Linked DNA regions of Homo sapiens: region 2 is linked to region 1. A link is an interaction called in ENCODE POLR2A ChIA-PET data of the cell type or tissue named here. Cell type or tissue: OCI-LY7. All regions are shown on one strand. Links, peaks and the distances in the headings refer to the core of each region. The heading gives the core; the rest is flanking DNA.

Region 1 (10,670 bases), core at 1,581-9,580:
TCATCTATACATAAACATTTTACCACATAGTAAATCTGTATATTCATCATTGAAAGGTATCTATTGTGTAAATTCCAAACTGCTACATCAATTGTAGCTGCTCTTACCTGGTATATTGATTCTTTACACTTGAAATTTAAAATTCCATTTTCCCAGAGATGGTGTTTTGGGGAAAAATAAACACAAAATAAAACAAACAAAAAACTTTAATAGGCCAGGCATGGTGGCTCACACCTGTAATCCCAGCACTTTGGGAGGCCGAGGCAGGCAGATCACTTGAGGTCAGGAGTTCGAGACCAGTCTGGCCAAAATGGTGAATCCACATCTCTACTAAAAATACAAAAATTAGCTGGGCGTGGTGACGCAAGCCTGTAATCCCAGCTACTCGGAGGCTAAGGCACGAGAATCACTTGAACCCACGAGGCAGAGGTTGCAGTGAGCTGAGATCACGCCACTGCACTCCAGCCTGGGTGACAGAGTGAGACTCCATCCCAAAATAAAAAAAAAAAAACTGTAATACAGGGCTGAATACAGCCCTGTTACATGTTAGAAACTAAACATTTAAAAACGTTAAAATCCTTTATAGTCTATATAGAAGTTGATAAGTAATAAAAGCTAAGAGCAATCCAAGGCTCTTACAACTGACTTTAAAAGACAATTTAATACAAATATTAGCAAGTAATACTAAGCAGTATATTAAAAGGATAATATATTGTGACCAGTTCAAGAATGGGTCAAATTAATTAATTAATCCATTTTATCCATGGGTTAAAGGAGAAAAGCTACATGGACTTCTTGACAGGTACCAGAATATTTCATAAAAATATCTTCATAAATTTTACCTTGCCATTTTGATGTAAAAAATATATATATCCTCATAAGTTAGACTAACTGAAACCTCTAGCAAACATATAGTCGTCCCTTGGTATCCATGGGGGATTGGCTCCAGGACCCCTCGTGGATACCAAAATCTGTGGATGTTCAAGGCCCTTATATAAAATGTTGTAGTATATTTTATTTAATTATTTATTTATTTTTTGAGACAGAGTCTTACTCTGTCATCCAGGCTGGAGTGCAGTGGGCCTGATCTCAGCTCATTGCAACCTCTGCCTCCTGGGCTCAAGTGATTCTCATGCCTCAGCCTCCCAAGAAGAAGGGAGGTGCCTGCCACCACACCTGGGTAATTTTTGTATTTTTAGTAGAGACGGGTTTCACCATGTTGGCCAGGCTGATTTCAAATTCCTGGCCTCAAGCAGTCTACCTGCCTCGGCCTCCCAAAGTGCTGGGATCGCAGGCATGAGCCACCTCATCCAGCCAAAATGCTGTAGTATATTTTAAATCATCTCTATTGGACCTGGCTGTGATAAAAAAATAATGAACAACAACAACAACAAAATCATCTCTAGATTATGTATAATATCTAATATAATGTAAATGCTACATATGTAAATAGTTGTTATATTATATCACTTAGGGAATAAAGATTAAAAACATGTGCACATATTCAGTACAAACCCAATGATCTTTTATTTGAGACAGGGTCTCGCTCTGTCACCCAGGCTGGAGTGCAGTAGCACAATTACAGCTCACTACATTCTTGACCTCCTGGGCACAAGCGATCCTCCCATCTCAGCCTCACATGTAGATGGGACTAGGCATGCACCACCATGCCCGGCTAAGTTTGTCACTTTTTGCAGAGACTGGGTCTTGCTATCTTGCCCAGGCTGCTCTTGAACTCTGGGCTAAACTGAGCCTTCCACCTTGACCTCCCAAAGTGTTGGGATTACCGGCATGAGCCTCCACACCTGGACCATTTTTTTTTTCTTTTTTGACAGTTGGCAGAGCTAGCTGAGGTTTTATTTTGGAAAAAAAAATTGCATTGTTTTGTAGCTGTAGGCATGGGCAAGGGGGGTACCCCAGGCAGTAAACTCCCCCCACGGGTGGGCAGAGGGCTAGGGCTGAGCCTCAGGTGGGTCTCCTGTTCCCTGTGCTCCTCTGGACAGCAGCCTCTCTGGGGCAGCCGCAGAAGGGGTAGGCTAGAAGGGGCTGTCACGGCTGTTCACTTGGTCAGTACATCAGACGACTCAGACACTAGCTTTCCATCGTGGGTCTCGATCTTCACAATCACAGCCCTGGTGGAGCTGGTGCAGCTGAAGGAACTGGAGCCCGCACCAGAGCCAAAGCTGGAGTCCAGGCTGTAGCTGAGGCCAGGGCTTATGAGGCCCCCATAGGCCGAGCTCAGACCACCTGAATAGCCGCTGGTGGTCTTCGTATGGATACTCATGTTCTGCATCCCAGACTCCAGCTGGCTCTCCTCATCCTCCAGCAGCTTCCTTTAAGTGGTGATCTTGATGTCCAAGGCCAGCTTGAAGTTCATCAGCTCCTGGTACTCCCGCAGCTGCCGTGCCATGTCCTGCTTGGCCCGCCCACCTCCAGCTTGGACAGCTTGGTGTTGGCATCCTTAACTGCCAGCTCCCCATGCTGCTCAGCATCTGCGATGGCGGCCTCCAGGGAAGCCCTCTGGCCTTTGAGGCCCTCAATCTCATCCTGGAGCCGACTGATGTTCCTGTTCATCTTGGAGATCTCAGTCTTTGTGCACCACGGGTCATCCCATGCTTCCAAGCCAGCGTCTGCAGCTCCTCATATTTGATCTCATGCTCTCAGCCTCAGCCTGGTTGTGGTTGGCGATCTCCTCGTACGGTGCCTTGACCTCAGCGATGATGCTGTTCATGTCCAGGGAGCGACTGTTGTCAATGGACAGCACCACAGATGTGTCCGAGATCTGGGACTGCAGCTCCCGGATCTCCTCTTCATACAGTTGCCTGAGGAAGCTGATCTCTTCAGTAAGCCCTTCCAGGTGAGACTCCAGCTCTACCTTGTTCTTGTAAGCTTCATCCATATCCTTCTTGATGAGGACAAATTCATTCTCCATCTCTGTATGCTTTTTGATATCATCCTCGTACTTGTTCTTGAAGTCCTCCACCAGCCCCTGCATGTTATCAAGTTCCACCTCCAGCTTCAGCTTCTCTTGGCCCAGAGTGTACAGCTGCCAGCAGAAGTTTGTTGATGTAGCTCTCGAACATGTTGTCCATGTTGCTCTGAGCCGTCTTCTGCCGCTGCAGGGGCCTCCACTTGGTCTCCAGCATCTTGTTCTGCTGCTGCAGGAACTGTACCTTGTCAATGAAGGAGGCAAACTTGTTGTTGAGGGTCTTGATCTGCTCCTTCACCTGGGTGCACACAGCTTGGATGTTGGGGTCCACCTCCAGGTTAAGGGGGCTCAGCAGGCTCTGGTTGACCGTGACTGGGGTGATGCCTCCCCTACCACTGGCCCTGCCAAAGTCTCCACCCAGGCTACCCCGGAAACTGCTGCTGCCCATTCGGGAGAAGCTCGAGGAGCTGATGCAGGCACTGGGCCCACACATGTAGGAATGGCTACTGAAGGCCCTTGGGCCAGAGTTGGACACCTTGAAGGACTTCTGGGTCACTCTGATGGACATGGTGGAGGCAGGAGTGAAGGCAGGCAGGCTGAGCTAGGCGGAGATTCGAGAAGGAACAGAGAAGCTGCTTCTTGGTGATTCTTTTTTTTTTTTTTTTTTTTAAAGAATACTTTTGATCTGCAGTTGGTTAAATTCATGGATGTGGAACCCACATATAAGGAATTTCGGCTGACTATACTTAACTGTAAAGTGAGATACTCCCTTTAAAATCCAGAAGATGAGGAGTAAGAGTTCATTATTATTCAACTTTACTTTGAAAAGTCTAACTAACATAATAAAACCAGGAAAAGAATTAAGTTAGCAAAAAGTATGGAAAAACAGTCAAAGTCATCACTACTTGTAGATAACAGAATTGCCTGGAAAACCAGAGGAAACCTATTAAAACTAGTAAGTGAGCTCAATAAATAGCCAAATATGACAGTCTTCCTACATGTGCATTTGGAATGAAGTATTTGTGGGATAAACAAATTAAAAGATTGGAAAGATATTAAAAAATATTTTAAGTGAAAAAGTAGCCTTGGAGTTTGAGACCAGCCTGGGCAACATAGTAAGACACCCCATCTCTATAAAATATAAAAAAGAAATTAGCCAGGCATGGTGGTACACACCTGTAGTCCTCGCTACTTGGGAGGCTGAGGCAGGAGGCTCACTTGAGCCCAAGAGTTCGAGGCTGCAGTGAACTATGATCATGCCACTGCACTCTGGCCTGTGAGACAAAGTGAGACCATGTCCCCGCCGTGCTGGCCACCCCCCAAAAAAGAAAAAGAAACAAAAGAAAAAAAAAAGCAGTCTAACAGATATACATAAAATATTTATTATAAATATACATTATCTCCTTTTTTAACTATATATACTTGCTTCAAATATGAATTACTTTTGGGCGAGGCACGGTGGCTCACGTCTGTAATCTCAGCACTTTGGGAGGCCAAAACAGGTGGATCACTTGAAGCTAGGAGTTCAAGACCAGCCTGGACAACATGGTTAAAACCCTGTCTCTACTAAAAGTACAAAAATTAGCCGGGTGTGGTGGTGCATGCCTGTAATCCCAGCTACTAGGGAGGCTGAGGCATGAGAATCGCTTGAACCCGGGAGGTGGAGGTTGGAGTGAGCTGAGATCACGCCACTGCACTCCAGCCTGGGCAATAGAGCAAGACCCTATCTCTTAAAAAAAAAAAAGAATTACTTTTAAAAACAGAAAATATAAAGAAGTTAAACCCCAAAAAGGCATCTGATCTTGATGATTTAACAGGCATATATGTGTACATATTTTTTCAAAACAGATATAGCTGGTTTATTTTGGAAATAAGTCTCATCCAGAAATGTTACTTGCTGCATTTAAAAAACATCTGAGGCTATTTGCATGTTTCTTCCCCAAACCCTCAATCCAGCCAAGGCCAGTTTTACCACCCAAGGTCCTTTCAGGATCCCAGGCCTGGAGGCTGTAGAAGACAGCATTGAATCCTAAGGGCAAAAGAATGGTGTTTACTTGTCCAGAATTTCTCTCACACACATATATATGTATGAAGAAAAACATTCACTGCACTTTTTTTTTATTTTTTAGAAACGGGATCTCACTCTGTTGCCCAGGCTAGAGTGCAGTAGTATGGTTGTAGCTCACCGTAGCCTTGAACTCCTGGGCTCAAGTGATCCTCTGGCCTTAGCCTGACAAGTTGCTGGGACCACAGGCATGTGCCTCTACACCAAACTATTTACTGCATTATTAATGGCTACAGCAAAAATACCAGTAACAACCTAAATATGTCCGGCTGAATGTCTCAAAAAATTACAGTACATTTATACTCTGACATACTATGAAAAAATATGGTAAAAACCTACATAAATTTTAAAAAATCTAAGAAATAATAATTTTAAAACTCTCAGTATAAGCCGGGCACAGTGGCTCACACCTGTAATCCCAGCACTGTGGGAGGCTGAGGTGGGCGGATCACAAGGTCAGGAGATCGAGACCAGCCTGGTCAATACAGTGAAACCCTATCTTTACTAAAAACACAAAAATTAGCCAGGCGTGGTGGCACAAGCCTGTAGTCCCAGCTACTCGGGAGGCTGAGGCAGAAGTATCACTTGAACCCAGGAGGCGGAGGTTGCAGTGAGCCATGATCGTGCCACTGCACTCCAACCTGGGTGACAGAGTGAAACTTCATTTCAAAAAAAAAAAACAAACAAACTCTCAGTATAATGTATAAATGAAATCATATTATATGTTAAAAAACAAATGTGTGTGTGTATACAAGTATGTGAGTGTATGTTTATATATATGTATGTATCTATAAAGATGCATAGAAAAATGTCTGGTAGGATACATACCAAAACTGTTACACTAAATAGTCAGTGGGATAAAAAGGGACTTTTACCTCTAACTCTCTAATATAAATCAATATTTGATTATTTTATGAGACTGAACTTTTTATTTACTTGTAAAATTTTTAAAATGAAGAAACTCAAGATGGAAGGCTGAAAATAAAATCCTGGCTGGGCGCAGTGGCTCATGCCTGTAATCCCACCACTTTGGGCGGCCAAGGTGGGTGGATCACCTGAGGTCAGAAGTTCGAGACCAGCTTGGCCAACATGATGAAACCCCGTTTGCTATTAAAAATACAAAAAATTAGCTGGGCGTGGTGGGGCACGCCTGTAATCCCAGCTACTCAGGAAGCTGAGGTAGGAGAATCACTTGAACCCGGGAGGCAGAGGTTGCAGTGAGCCGAGATCACGCCATTGCCCTCCAGCCTGGGCAACAAGAGCGAAACTCCAACTCAAAAAAAAAAAAAATCCTATTAGTAACATTTTAATTTGTATGTATTTATAAAAGAAAAAATTAATATAAAACTTACAGTAACTGCGAATACACTTTCCTCTTCTAATGCAGACTGTATTCTGTCTCTGGGGAAAAATAAGACAAAATAAAAAAGCCTTATTTCACACGAATATAATGAACTTGCCACTGAGCATCTGAGAGAAGGAAAATTTGGCTAACTTCTTTTTAAAAATTTTTTATTATTTATTTTTTCAAATATGTATATCTGTATTTTTGTAAACAAAAATGGGACAACAGGCCGGGCACACTGGCTCATACCTGTAATCCCAGCACTTTGGGAGGCTGAGACAGGCAGATCACTTGAGGTCAGGAGTTTAAGACCAGCCTGGCGAACAACAGAGTGAAACCCCGTCTCTACTAAAAATAAAAAAAGTTAGGCAGGGCACGGTGGGTCACGCTTGTAATCTCAGCATTTTGGGAGGCTGAGGTGGGTGGATCACCTGAGGTCGGGTGTTCGAGACCAGCCTGGCCAACATAGTGAAACCCTGTCTCTACTAAAAATATAAAAATTAGGCCAGGTACGGTGGCTCTCGCCTATAATCCTAGCACTTTGGGAGGCCGAGGTGGGTGGATCACTTGAGGTCAGGAGTTTGAGACCAGCATGGCCAACATGGCAAAACCCTGTCTCTACTAAAAATATAAAAATTAGCCAAGCGTGTTGGCATGCGCCTCTAATCCCAGCTACTCGGGAGGCTGAGACAGGAGAATCGCTTAAACCTGGGAGGCGGAGGTTGCAGTGAGCCGAGATCACACCACTGCATTCCAGCCTGGGCAACAGAGCGAGATTCCATCTCAAAAATAAAAATAAAATAAAAATACAAAAATTAGCTAGGCATGGTGGCCAGCATCTGTAATACCAGCTACTCAGGAGGCTGAGGCAGGAGAATCCCTTGAACCTCAGAGGCGGAGGTTGCAGCGAGCCAAGGTTGTGCCACTGCACTCAACCTGAGCAACAGAGTGAGACTCTTTTTCAAAAACAAAACAAATGGCAGAGGGGACATCATTTATATATTAATATGAAATCCAGTTTTCATATAACAATATGTCATGAATATCTTTCCATGTCAATGAATATACACAAATGGTTATTTATTTATTTATTTAAATTATTATTTTTTTTTTGAGATGGAGTCTCACTCTGTCACCCAGGCTGGAGTGCAGTAGCACAATCTCGGCTCGCAACCTCTGCCTCCGAGGTTCAAGCGATTCTCCTGCCTCAGCCTCCCAAGTAGCTGGGATTATAGGTGCCCACCACCACGCCTGGCTAATTTTTGTATTTTTAGTAGAGACAGCGTTCTACTGTGTTGGCCAGGCTGGTTTTGAACTCCTGACCTCAAGTGATCCACCCACCTTGGCCTCCCAAAGTACTGGGATTACAGGCATGAGCCACTGTGCCCAGCCCACAAGTGCTAATTTAAAATGGCTGCAAGTTATTCTGGTTCTAACAGAGCTGCTGTAATTCATTTAGCCAATTCCTTAGTAGTAGTTTTTAATTTTTTGAGATTTAAAAGTTTTATTCATATGTGGTTGTATATATTTCTCATTATTTTCTTAGGTTAAATTTCTAGGCATAAAATTCCTAGATTCAAGGATATGTACATGGTATAATCTTCGCCTTCTGGAAAATTTGGTTAACTTCTTTCAAACTTCCATATTACATGAAGTCTAACTTTCAGCTCTTTTCTTAATTTAGCCTAAGTATTGCACTATTTTTAGTACTTTCCTTAAGTCTTTACACACATCCAATTTTGGTAACTACCAGCCTTATGATCTGATATCTTCCTCTTCCCTCTTGACTCACTCTTGACAACTAAGGTATTCGAAATGATAAGCATCAAAAATAGCAAAACCTATTTCCAAGCACGACCTACCCTAACTTTTAAATTAATTTGCCTGTTGGTTTATTACCTTATGTTTATTTCACTTATGAATTCTAGACGCCATTACCTATACAAAGAAGCCAGCAGCCTCCATGTGACCATCTCCTGTTGAAGAAGCCAGAGCATACTGGCTGTTTTTGAAAATTTTTGAAGTCCAGGTGTTGCTCGACTCACTATTTTACTCAGTATATTCACCTGAATAAAAAACACAGATGTAAAGAGGTTAATTTTCTACAATTTTGAGTCACTGATAAGTTTGTATTTGAATAGAGTGCTAAAATAATTGTATTTAATAAGTATATATTATAAAATTGCCTTCTCTATTTTGTCTTTTTAAATTAAATGTAATGTAATGTTCCCACTAGAAATGGATCTAATTTGGAACAAGGTGTGTTTATCTGAGTATATATATAAGTCTAACATACTCTTGATTTCAGATCCAACAGTGGCAGTGATGGATATATTTTTTTCTCCCTGTATATCTACCCAGAGGATAAGTTAAATCAAACCTATACCTGGAAAAATCATAACATAAGCCAACATTTTAGCAATTAAAATTTAAAAAGTTATCTTAAAATTGTGTTTGAAAATTTATATCAGGTAACTAATCAAGAAAGATATTTTCCTAAGATTGGCACCAAAAACATTATCATTTCTAAACAAAACATCACCAAAGTCCTTCCTCATTCCAAAATAGTGGTCTTAAACCTTTTCAGAGGCTGGGCGTGGTGACTCACGCTTGTAATCCCAGCACTTTGGGAGGCCGAGACAGGTGGATTGCTTGAGGTCAGGAGTTTGAGACCAGCCTGGCCAACATGGTGAAACCCCATCTCTACTAAAAATATAAAAAATTAGCCAGGCATGGTGGTGTGTGCCTATAATCCCAGCTACTCAGGAGGCTAAGGCAGGAGAATCACTTGAACCCAGGAGGCAGAGGTTGCAGTGAGCAGGGATCCTGCCACTGTACTCCAGCTGGGGCGACAGAGTGAGACTCTGGGGAGAAAAAAACAAAAACAAAAACAAAAACACCTTTTCAGGACTGAGGCACATGTAAAAATCTAATAAAAGGCATGAATGGTCCCCCTAGAAACATACACACAATTGTTTATCAGGAGGTTTAACGACCCAGGGTAAAGAAAATCTTTCTCAAAGGTTACTAACAGTACCTCATTATCTTGTCAAGATGAATTAAGGAAGAAGACTGCTCTCATTCAGAACACCACAATGGGTTTTCCCACCCCTTAATAAGTATTCACAAAGTAATGTTACTACTGTCTTAAGACTAGTACTTCATAAAAGTGTTATCTGTACTTCATTCATTACATTCTCAGCTGGAATCCTGACTCCAGTGATTCACTAAGTGTTATTTAATGAAGCTACTGCATTTATAATAGAACAATTCAGAGGTCAATTATTGAAACATTAAATGATAAAAAGTTGTCTATTACTATTATTTCAATTATTACTGAATGCAGTATTTTCTTGAAGTCTTTTCCTCTTTCTAAAAATAGACTTCTTTAGTGTAGTTTTATTTTATTTTATTTTGAGACGGAGGAGTCTCACTCTGTTGCCTAGGATGGAGTGCAGTGGCAGAATCTCAGCTCGCTGCAACCTCTGCCTCCCGGGTTCAAGCGATTCTCCCACCTCAGCCTCCCGAGTAGCTGGGATTACAGGTGCCCACCACCACACTCCACTAATTTTTTTGCATTTTTAGTACAGATGAGGTTTCACCATATTGGCCAGGCTGGTGTTGAACTCCTGACCTAAGGTAATCTACCTGTCTTGGCCTCCCAAAGTGCTGAGATTACAGGTATGAGCCACTGTGCCTGGCCTAGCTTTAAATTCCCAGCAAAATGGGGCAGAAAGCAGAGTACCCAAATATCTCTTCCCCCACACAATCCCAGCCTCCCTCACCATCAATATCTAACACTAGAATGGTATATCTGTTACAACTGAGGAACTTATATTGACACATCATTATCCCCCAAAGTCCATAGTTTACATTAGGATTCATTCTTGGTGGTGTACATTCCATGAATTATGATAAATGTATACTGACATGTGTCCCCCATTATAGCATAAAGAGTGGTTTCACTGCCTTAAAAATCCTGTGTTCTACCTATTCATTGCTCCCTCGCAACTAACTCCTGGCAACTGATGATCTTGTCACTGTTTCCAAGTTTTGCCTTTTCCAGAATGTCATATAGTTGTAATCATATAATATGTAGCCTTTTCAAATTGGCTTCTTTCACTTAGCAATATGCATTTAAGGTTCCTCCATGTTTTTTCATGGCTTGATAGCCAGTTTCTTTTCAGCATTGAATAATGTTTCACTGCTCAGATGTACCAGTTTATTCATTCGCCCACTGAAGGATATCTTGGTTGCTTTCAAGTTGTTACGAATAAAACTGTAATAAACGTCTGTGTAGGTTTTTGTGTATACAGTTTTCAACTCACCTG
Region 2 (8,000 bases), core at 1-8,000, 110 kb before region 1:
TTATATGTATATTATAATATATAATATACAAATTATAATACAAATTAAGAAGCTAGATGAAATTTAAATATAGTACTATATTCATAACTAGGTTAAAACACACAGTTGCACATAATACACAAATGACTGGTAAAAATACCTTTTGTTAACAAACTACAGTCCTTTTTTTTCCTTTACTTTTCTTAGTTTTCTGTCATCTCCTAATGTTCAATAATAATATATACTATGTTTACAATAATAAGGTTGTTTTAAAGTTATAAAATCCCTTGCTCAGCTGAGGAAGTTATGTTTTTTAATAAAATAAAATCCCATTTAATTATCATCTTTTCAGCTATACTATTGAGCATTAAATACTAGCAGAAGCTAGTTAATTGTCTCAGGTGAACGTATTCATTCCATTTATTAATGTAATGAATGCTAAGGCTCAACACGGATTGCCTGTGCTAAACCAAATGTGACAAAGAATTCCAAATGTAGGCCGGGTGTGGTTGCTCACATCTGTAATCCCAGCACTTTGGGAGGCCATGGCAGGTGGATTACCGAAGGTTAGGAGCTCAAGACCAGCCTGGTCAACATCGTGAAACCCTGTCTCTACTAAAAATACAAAAATTAGGCATGGCAGCAGGCACCTGTAATCCCAGCTACTCGGGAAGCCGAGGCAGGAGAATCACTTGAACCCAGGAGACGGAGGTTGCAGTGAGCCAAGATCATGCCACTGCACTCCAGCCTGGGCCATAGAGCAAGACTCCCTCTCAAAACAAACAAACAAAAAAAAGAATAATTTTAGAAAAATATATATTAAAAAAATTTTTTTTTCAGATGCAGTTTTGCTCGTTGCCCAGGCTGGAGTGCAGTGGCGCAATCTCGGCTCACCTCAACCACAACCTCCACCTGCCTGGTTCAAGTGATTCTACTGCCTCAGCCTCCCGAGTAGCTGGAATTACAGGCATGCACCACCACACCCAGCTAATTTTGTATTTTTAGTAGAGACAGGGTTTCTCCATGTTGGTCAGGCTGGTCTCCAACTCCCAACCTCAGGTGATCCACCCGCCTTGGCCTCTCAAAGTGCTGGGATTACAGGTGTGAGCCACCGCACCAGGCCTATTTCTAGAAATATTACCTGGGTTAAATTCTGCTGGTTAAGTGCCATAATGATAGGTGACAATGAAAATGATCTCCAAAATAACTAAGGCTCAAATGTAAGCCTTTACCACGTGGTGGTATACTGTTTCTGGAATAAAAAGTTATAATAGCTACAGCTAATACTTGAATGCTTTGTATGTGCCCAAAACTATGCTTTTTTATACAACGTCTCTCTTCAAGAGCTTTAACCTCCACATGAAGTATTTAATTATCCCTATTTTATAAATGGGGAAGCAGGTTTAAAAAGGTTAATTTATCTAGTCACAAAACTAGTAAATGATTGGGCTAGGTTTCAAACACTGGTTTATAAGATGCCAGAGCTCAGGTTCTCAAATAATATGCCGCAGAGCTAAAAAATTAAGTTTCAGCATGTCTTTAATATGTTTCAACAGTTTTTCTCTGACAAAAGTGAATGAGGGTAGAGGTGAACTGAAATGTTAGCCCAGATGGCTTTTTACAATGGACTAAACTGAAGAATTACCTGTGCTCTTTCACAGAGAAGCTTGGCACGCCAAACAAATCTCCTAGAAGATCATTTGAACAATATACAATATGTTGTTGCTTCTCATCATATAATCGTTTAGTCATAATATACTGGCCAAGATAAAAAAGAACCTGAAATACAAATATGATTTCTGAGCATTAAAGAAAACTAAATGTTAGTTGTAAATACATTTAATAATATCCTATTTATCTGAATAGGGGTAAACAACCAGGAACCATATCCACAACTATGTAGAACAACCATTTTGTACTTAGAAGCTACTTTTGGCTGGGCGCAGTGGCTCACACCTGTAATCCCAGTACTTCGGGAGGCCGAAGCGGATGGATCACGAGGTCAGGAGATAAAGACCATCCTGGTCCCATCTCTACTAAAAATACAAAAGTTAGCCAGGCATGGTGGCAGACACCTGTAATCCCAGCTATTAGGGAGGCTGAGGCAGGAGAATTGCTTGAACCCAGGAGGTGGAGGCTGCAGTGAGCCGAGATTGCGCCACTGCACTCCGGCTTAAGCAACAGAGTGAGACTTCATCTCAAAAAAAAAAAAAAAAAAAAAAAAAAAAGCTACTTTTAAGCCTTTTCCATTTAATTTGACAGAAGCAGAAATAACTGCTTCTCTATTTACTTAAGCAAACCTTAAAATGTGAGGTTTTTTTCCTTGTAGACTTTAACTCTGCCCAGATACTTAGATACTAACATATTAGGAAGGGAAAAGGCAGCAAAATAAAAAACTGATAGCCAAAAAAGTTGCAGAAACAAAAATCAACTAAAATATGGCAGTGGTCTGGAGCCACTTAGTAAATAGTCATAAATACTATAAACCTCAATAGCCTCTGAGGTCACCAGAGGAGGAAGACAGAAAAACAATCAATCAATGACAGCTACAAAACAGTTTGAGAGAATTCTGAGAATGAAATAAACCCTCTAAGGTATCAATTTACTCCATATTATGATAAATAATCAAAATAATGACTTTGAACCATTAATAAAAGTTAAATTATATTCCCTGTGCTGCATTAAGACAAGAAGTTGGCAATACATTTTTAAGATATCCAGATATAAACCTATTAACAACTACCTAAATACATATGGCATTTTACAGTTTACAATGTACTTTTATAAGTATTATCTCATTCTGATATTTCATAAGATTATTATCACTGTATTAGAAATGAAGAAATTGCGTTGGGCACAGTGGCTCACACCTGTAAATCTAGCACTTTAGGAGGCCGAGGTAAGCAGATCCCTTGAGCCCAGGAGTTCCAGACCAGCCTGGGCAACATAGTGAAACTCCATCTCTACAAAAAAATACAAAAATTAGCCAGGCATAGTGGTACAAGCCTGTAGTCCTAGCTACTGCAGACACTGAGGTGGGAGGATCACCTGAGCCCACGAGGTCCAGGCTGCAGCGAGCAGTGATCATGCCACTGCACTCCAGCCTGGGCAAGAGAGTGAGAAACTGTCACATAAAAAAAAAAAAAAAAAAAAAAAAGAAGAAGAAACTGGCCCCAGCTCTTCTGACTCTTAATCCAACGCTCTTTTTACTACCCATACTAGCTTTCACTACCTTCCTGTGTGCCCCAGAACAAAGATCCTATAACTGAGAACTATATCAGACAATACATACACTACTGTTACATAGTTTAGCATAAGCATTCTAAGTCTTTATGATGGCCTTGGCCAATTTTCTCATTTCTATCTACTGCTAAATCCATACTTTTTTGTTTCCTTAACTGATTATCCAATGATAATAAGGTCAATCCCAAATTAGCCTTAAAAATACCATTTAACCTGGCCCTTTCCTACAAACACTGTCTTTGGATTTAACTGGCTAAGCAGGCATCGGCCTTAAAGGAATATTCTTATGTGACTGTGGATTGGACAGATTGCTGTCCAGCAGTGGGAAAGGAAAAAGGAAGAGAACTTAGATTTATTCTACCAAACATCCTTTAAGGAAGTTTCTAAAAGTATAGCTGGAGAGGAAAAAGAAAAATGGAAGCTCTTCCTGCCCCACTATACCGTTGTAAGAAAGAAACTTAAATGTTTTAAGTAATCTGAGTCCCATAAACTAAGTGGGAGAGACAGAGAACAGGCATATTTCAATCACACTGAAATTCTGCCTAAGGTTGCTCAATCTGTCACTGAAAATCATGCTTCTGTGCACAAATTTAAAGGTGGGGAATGCATTAAAATGCTGGAACCATTAGATAGAATATATGGTCATGAATCAGCTCACCTCTATCCCAGAAAGATCAGTATACTGTACTCATGTATCTCTAGTGCAGAAGTTCTTAACCTGGGATCCAGGGATGCCCAAGAAGTCCTTGGATAGAATTCAGGGGGTCCATTAATTTGGATGGGAAAAAAAAAATTCTATTCTTATTTTCACAAACTTCTAACTAGAATTTAGCTTTTCCTTCGATTATAAATGTAGGCAACAAATCACAACAGTATTAATACCTGTGATTTCATCACCAACAAAAATCAGAGGTGTTTTCCTATCATACTGTACTTATGGCAAACATTTCAAAATATGACTTATATTCCTCACTATATCAAGATAATATTTATTGGCCAGGCATGGTGGCTCATGCCTATAATCCCAGCATTTTGGGAGGCCAAGGCAAGTGGATCACCTGAGACTAGGAGTTCAAGACCAGCCTGGCCAACATGGAGAAACCCCATCTCTACTAAAAAGACAAAAAATTAGCCAGGCGTGGTGGCAGGTGCCTATAATCCCAGCTACTTGGAAGGGTAAGGCAGAAGAAGGGCTTGAATCTAGGAGGCGGAGGTTGCAGTGAGCTGAGATCGTGCCACTGCACTCCAGCTTGGGTGACAGAGCGAGACTTCGTCTCAAAAAACAAAAAAACATTATATTTATTATATCTTCTTCTAAATCTTAGTATTTATTATGTTAATAACAAAAGCACACATATCACAAACTAGTTTACTATTTTGGTAACCGTATTTTAGTATGTTTCCTTTGTAATTCTATACATTTTATTTCATACATTTAAAAACATGATTCTGGGAAGGAGTCTACCAAAGGGTTGACAGCATAAAATGGTCAAGCACCCTTACGGGGCTTCCATTTATCTGAGTTCCTAGCTGAGAAATGAAACTCGAGTATAATTAGAATTTTCAGCTTTAAAATATAGTCCAAACGACCACAAAATTAAATGTTGCTGCTTAATGAAAAATCCTTCTATATGGCCAATTTCTCCACATGGTCTTGAAAACTTTAAGTATGGCTACATGTAACTAGTGAGATACTACTTATCTCTTGATTCAGCTTACCTCTTTCATAGTATAAGTGTCTTTTTGTGCACCAACAGACTTTAATAACTTCAAAAGCAATGGCTTTGGTCTAACCTATAAAGAGAAAAGAACTGCTATTATACTTCCAAAATTATCCCAGAACTATAGGCCCTGCAGCAAACATATCCATCAAGTTCAATAAAGGGGATTTGGAAAAAATGCTGGGGAGGATCTAATCATTATGCAAGTATCATGGAATCATCAAGTATCAGTTGTGATCACAGACAGTATCCAATCCAAAAGAGCAAAGATTACTTTTTCCTTCAGCTATTTATATTACCTGCTTACTGCCTTACAAACAACCATAAATTACTGAGATCCAATGAGCTTACCGTACTGATCCAACGAGCTTATTGCAAGCTAACTTAGAGAATCAAAGAGAAATGAATAAATCTTTAGAGTGGGTCCTGTTATCAATCTTCTCTTTCTAAAGATTAGGTTCCTGAAGGCTAGAGAACCTAACTAACTAACCCAAGCTGACAAGGGTAATTAAGAACAGATCAGAGATAACAACCCAGGTCCCTCAACTACAACTCAGCATTTTCTTCCTACTATATCATGCTGCCTCTTAGTTAGTCTACATTTCAAATATCTACTTGACAAACATTTATTGAGCTTCTACTATGCACTGGACAGTGGTAGGTACTGCAAAAGAAATTACAAATAAGACATATGACCTGTATGCAAGGAGCCTGCCAACTAGATTAGGGGTCAATTTTTTTCTGTAAAGAGCCAGACTGTAAGTATTTTAAGCTTTTCATACAAATGGTTCTATCCAAGTAAAAAGCATGGCTACTATGTAAACCAACGGGCATGGTTGCATTCCAGTAAAATTTTCCTTACAGAAAGAAAGGCAGCTGGCTGGGAGAGGTGGCTCTTGCCTATAACCCCAGCACTTTGGGAGACAGTGCTAGAGGTTTGCTTGAGGCTAGGTGTTCAAGACCAGCCTGGGCCACACTGAGAGACTCCACCTCTACAAAAAAAATTTAAAAACTAAAACAAAAACAGGTAACAGGCCAAAGTTGGCTGACAGGCTAACATTTGCCTGCCCCTTATCTAGAGGTTTTACAAATGGTCTTGAGAAAAATAATTGTCATGGGGGAGGGGAATGTAATATACTATGCACTTTCTCCCTTCCTTTTGGTTTATCAAAATCTGCAAAACTCAAGTATCTTTACAGCTTGCCACTACCACACAAACTGGTACCTCTGCACCTCTCTTTAATATGCCCCGGTCCTCTGTCTAACTTTAAAATCTGACAGCACCCCCATTGGGGATGCCTTAAAAACAGATTTTTAAAAATTGCCTATTTCCAGCTAATCAATAAAACAAATATTATTTAACAATTGAAAAATTTAAAATACATATAGAATTGAATTATTAATTTTTCTGATCACTTTTTTTTTTTTTAACTGTGCTTACATATGCACTTTACTTTCAGGCTAAAGAATGGACTCTCTCAAAAAAGATTTAAAAATAACCTTTTTTCTCCTGAATTTTTATTATATGCTATATTAGCTTCAAATTAGATAAAATAATTCAAAGTAAAAATCTGTAATGGAAGCCAGGTGCAGTGGCTCAGGTCTGTAATCCCAGCACTTTGGGAGGCCGAGGCAGGCAGATCACCTGAGGTCAGGAGTGTGAGACCAGCCTGGCCAACACAGTGAAACTCCGTCTCTATTAAATATACAAAAATTACCCAGGTGTGGGCCAGGCGCAGTGGCTCATGCCTTTAATCCCAGCACTTTGGGAGGCCAAGACAGGCAGATCAGGAGGTCAGAAGTTCAAGACCAGCCTGGACAACATGGTGAAACCCTATCTCTACTAAAAGTACAAAAATTATCCGGGTGTGGAGGTGGGTGCCTGTAATCCCAGCTACTCGGGAGGCTGCGGCAGAATTGCTTGAACCCAGGAAGCAGAGGTTGCAGTGAGCCGAGATCATGCCACTGCACTCCAGCCTGGGCAACAGACCAAGACTCAGTCTCAAAAAAAAAAAAAAAAAAAAATCTGTAATGGAAAGCCATCAGTATATTAGTGACTTAAAAGACATGTATTAATGAGAAAACAGCTATAAAAGATAATAGCATTTGTAATCTTACATTGAAGAACAAGAAGGTAAATTACAGGTGAAGATCTAAATATTTAAAAAATTTAAATCTAGAAGAAAATATAGGAATATATTTGCAAGATCTTGGGACAGGAGAGTTCTTCCAAAGCATGATATGAAATTCAAAAGCCAACAAATTTTACTTCACAGAATTGTTCTCAATGGGGAAAAGACAACATAAAATTAAATGCTACATTAGTAAACAACAAAAGTTAAATATACTTGAAACACATAGAGCTACTCCAATTACTAAGAAAAATTTTAAAAAACTAAAAGGAAAATGGACAGATAAGACTAGGCAAGTCCCAGAAGAAATAAATGACTTAACAAAATGGAGGCCTGGTGCAGTGATTCACGCCTGTAATCCCAGCACTTTGGGAGGCCGAGGCAGGCAGATCACCTGAAGTTGGGAGTTCAAGACCAGCCTGACCAACATGGAAAAACCCCATCTCTACTAAAAATACAAAATTAGCTGAGCGTGGTGGCGCATGCCTGTAATCCCAGCTACTCCAGAGGCTGAGGCAAGAGAATCGCTTGAACCCGTGAGGCAGAGGTTGCAATGAGACAAGATCTCGCCATTGCACTCCAGCCTGGGCAACAGGAGTGAAACTCTGTCTCAAAAAAAACAAAAACAAAAACAAAAAGGAAAGGTGCCCAGCCTCACCAAGAAACTAGAGAAAAATGAATTTAAACAATGGTACAGTACCTTTTATCAAAAAAATAGTAATAATAATAAAAGAGGCCAGGCGCAGTGACTCACGCCTGTAATCCCAGCACTTTGGGAGGCCGAGGCGGGCGGATCACCAGGTCAGGGGATCAAGATCATCCTGGCTAACATGGTGAAACCCCGTCTCTACTAAAAATACAAAAAATTAGCCGGGCGTGGTGGTGGGCGCCTGTAGTCCCAGCTACTCGGGAGGCTGAGGCAGGG

What was found. ChIA-PET counts read pairs that join two places held together with the same protein. Peaks named below come from ENCODE experiments on the same cell type or tissue, not always from the same donor. Only the 100,000 strongest peaks of a DNase experiment are listed, where the experiment ranks them.
Region 2: POLR2A ChIA-PET joins it to region 1 with 12 read pairs; 3 of 35 experiments call an interaction of 5 or more read pairs at or near these places.

What each region holds. Positions count from the first base shown.
Region 1 is chr12:68,698,461-68,709,130 of GRCh38, reverse strand. It overlaps NUP107 (nucleoporin 107), which reads right to left. Exons shown (of 28, transcript NM_020401.4): 7 at 8,278-8,405; 8 at 6,347-6,395. It also overlaps the pseudogene KRT8P39. Among named protein-coding and RNA genes, the nearest start is that of NUP107, 17 kb to the right of the region's middle. In OCI-LY7, for the core only: no CTCF peak of the experiment used is centred there; no DNase peak of the experiment used is centred there.
Region 2 is chr12:68,810,570-68,818,569 of GRCh38, reverse strand. MDM2 (MDM2 proto-oncogene) reads right to left here. Exons shown (of 11, transcript NM_002392.6): 3 at 4,942-5,016; 4 at 1,625-1,758. Among named protein-coding and RNA genes, the nearest start is that of MDM2, 6.4 kb to the right of the region's middle. In OCI-LY7, for the core only: no CTCF peak of the experiment used is centred there; no DNase peak of the experiment used is centred there; H3K4me3 peaks cover 4,010 bases; H3K27ac peaks cover 4,064 bases.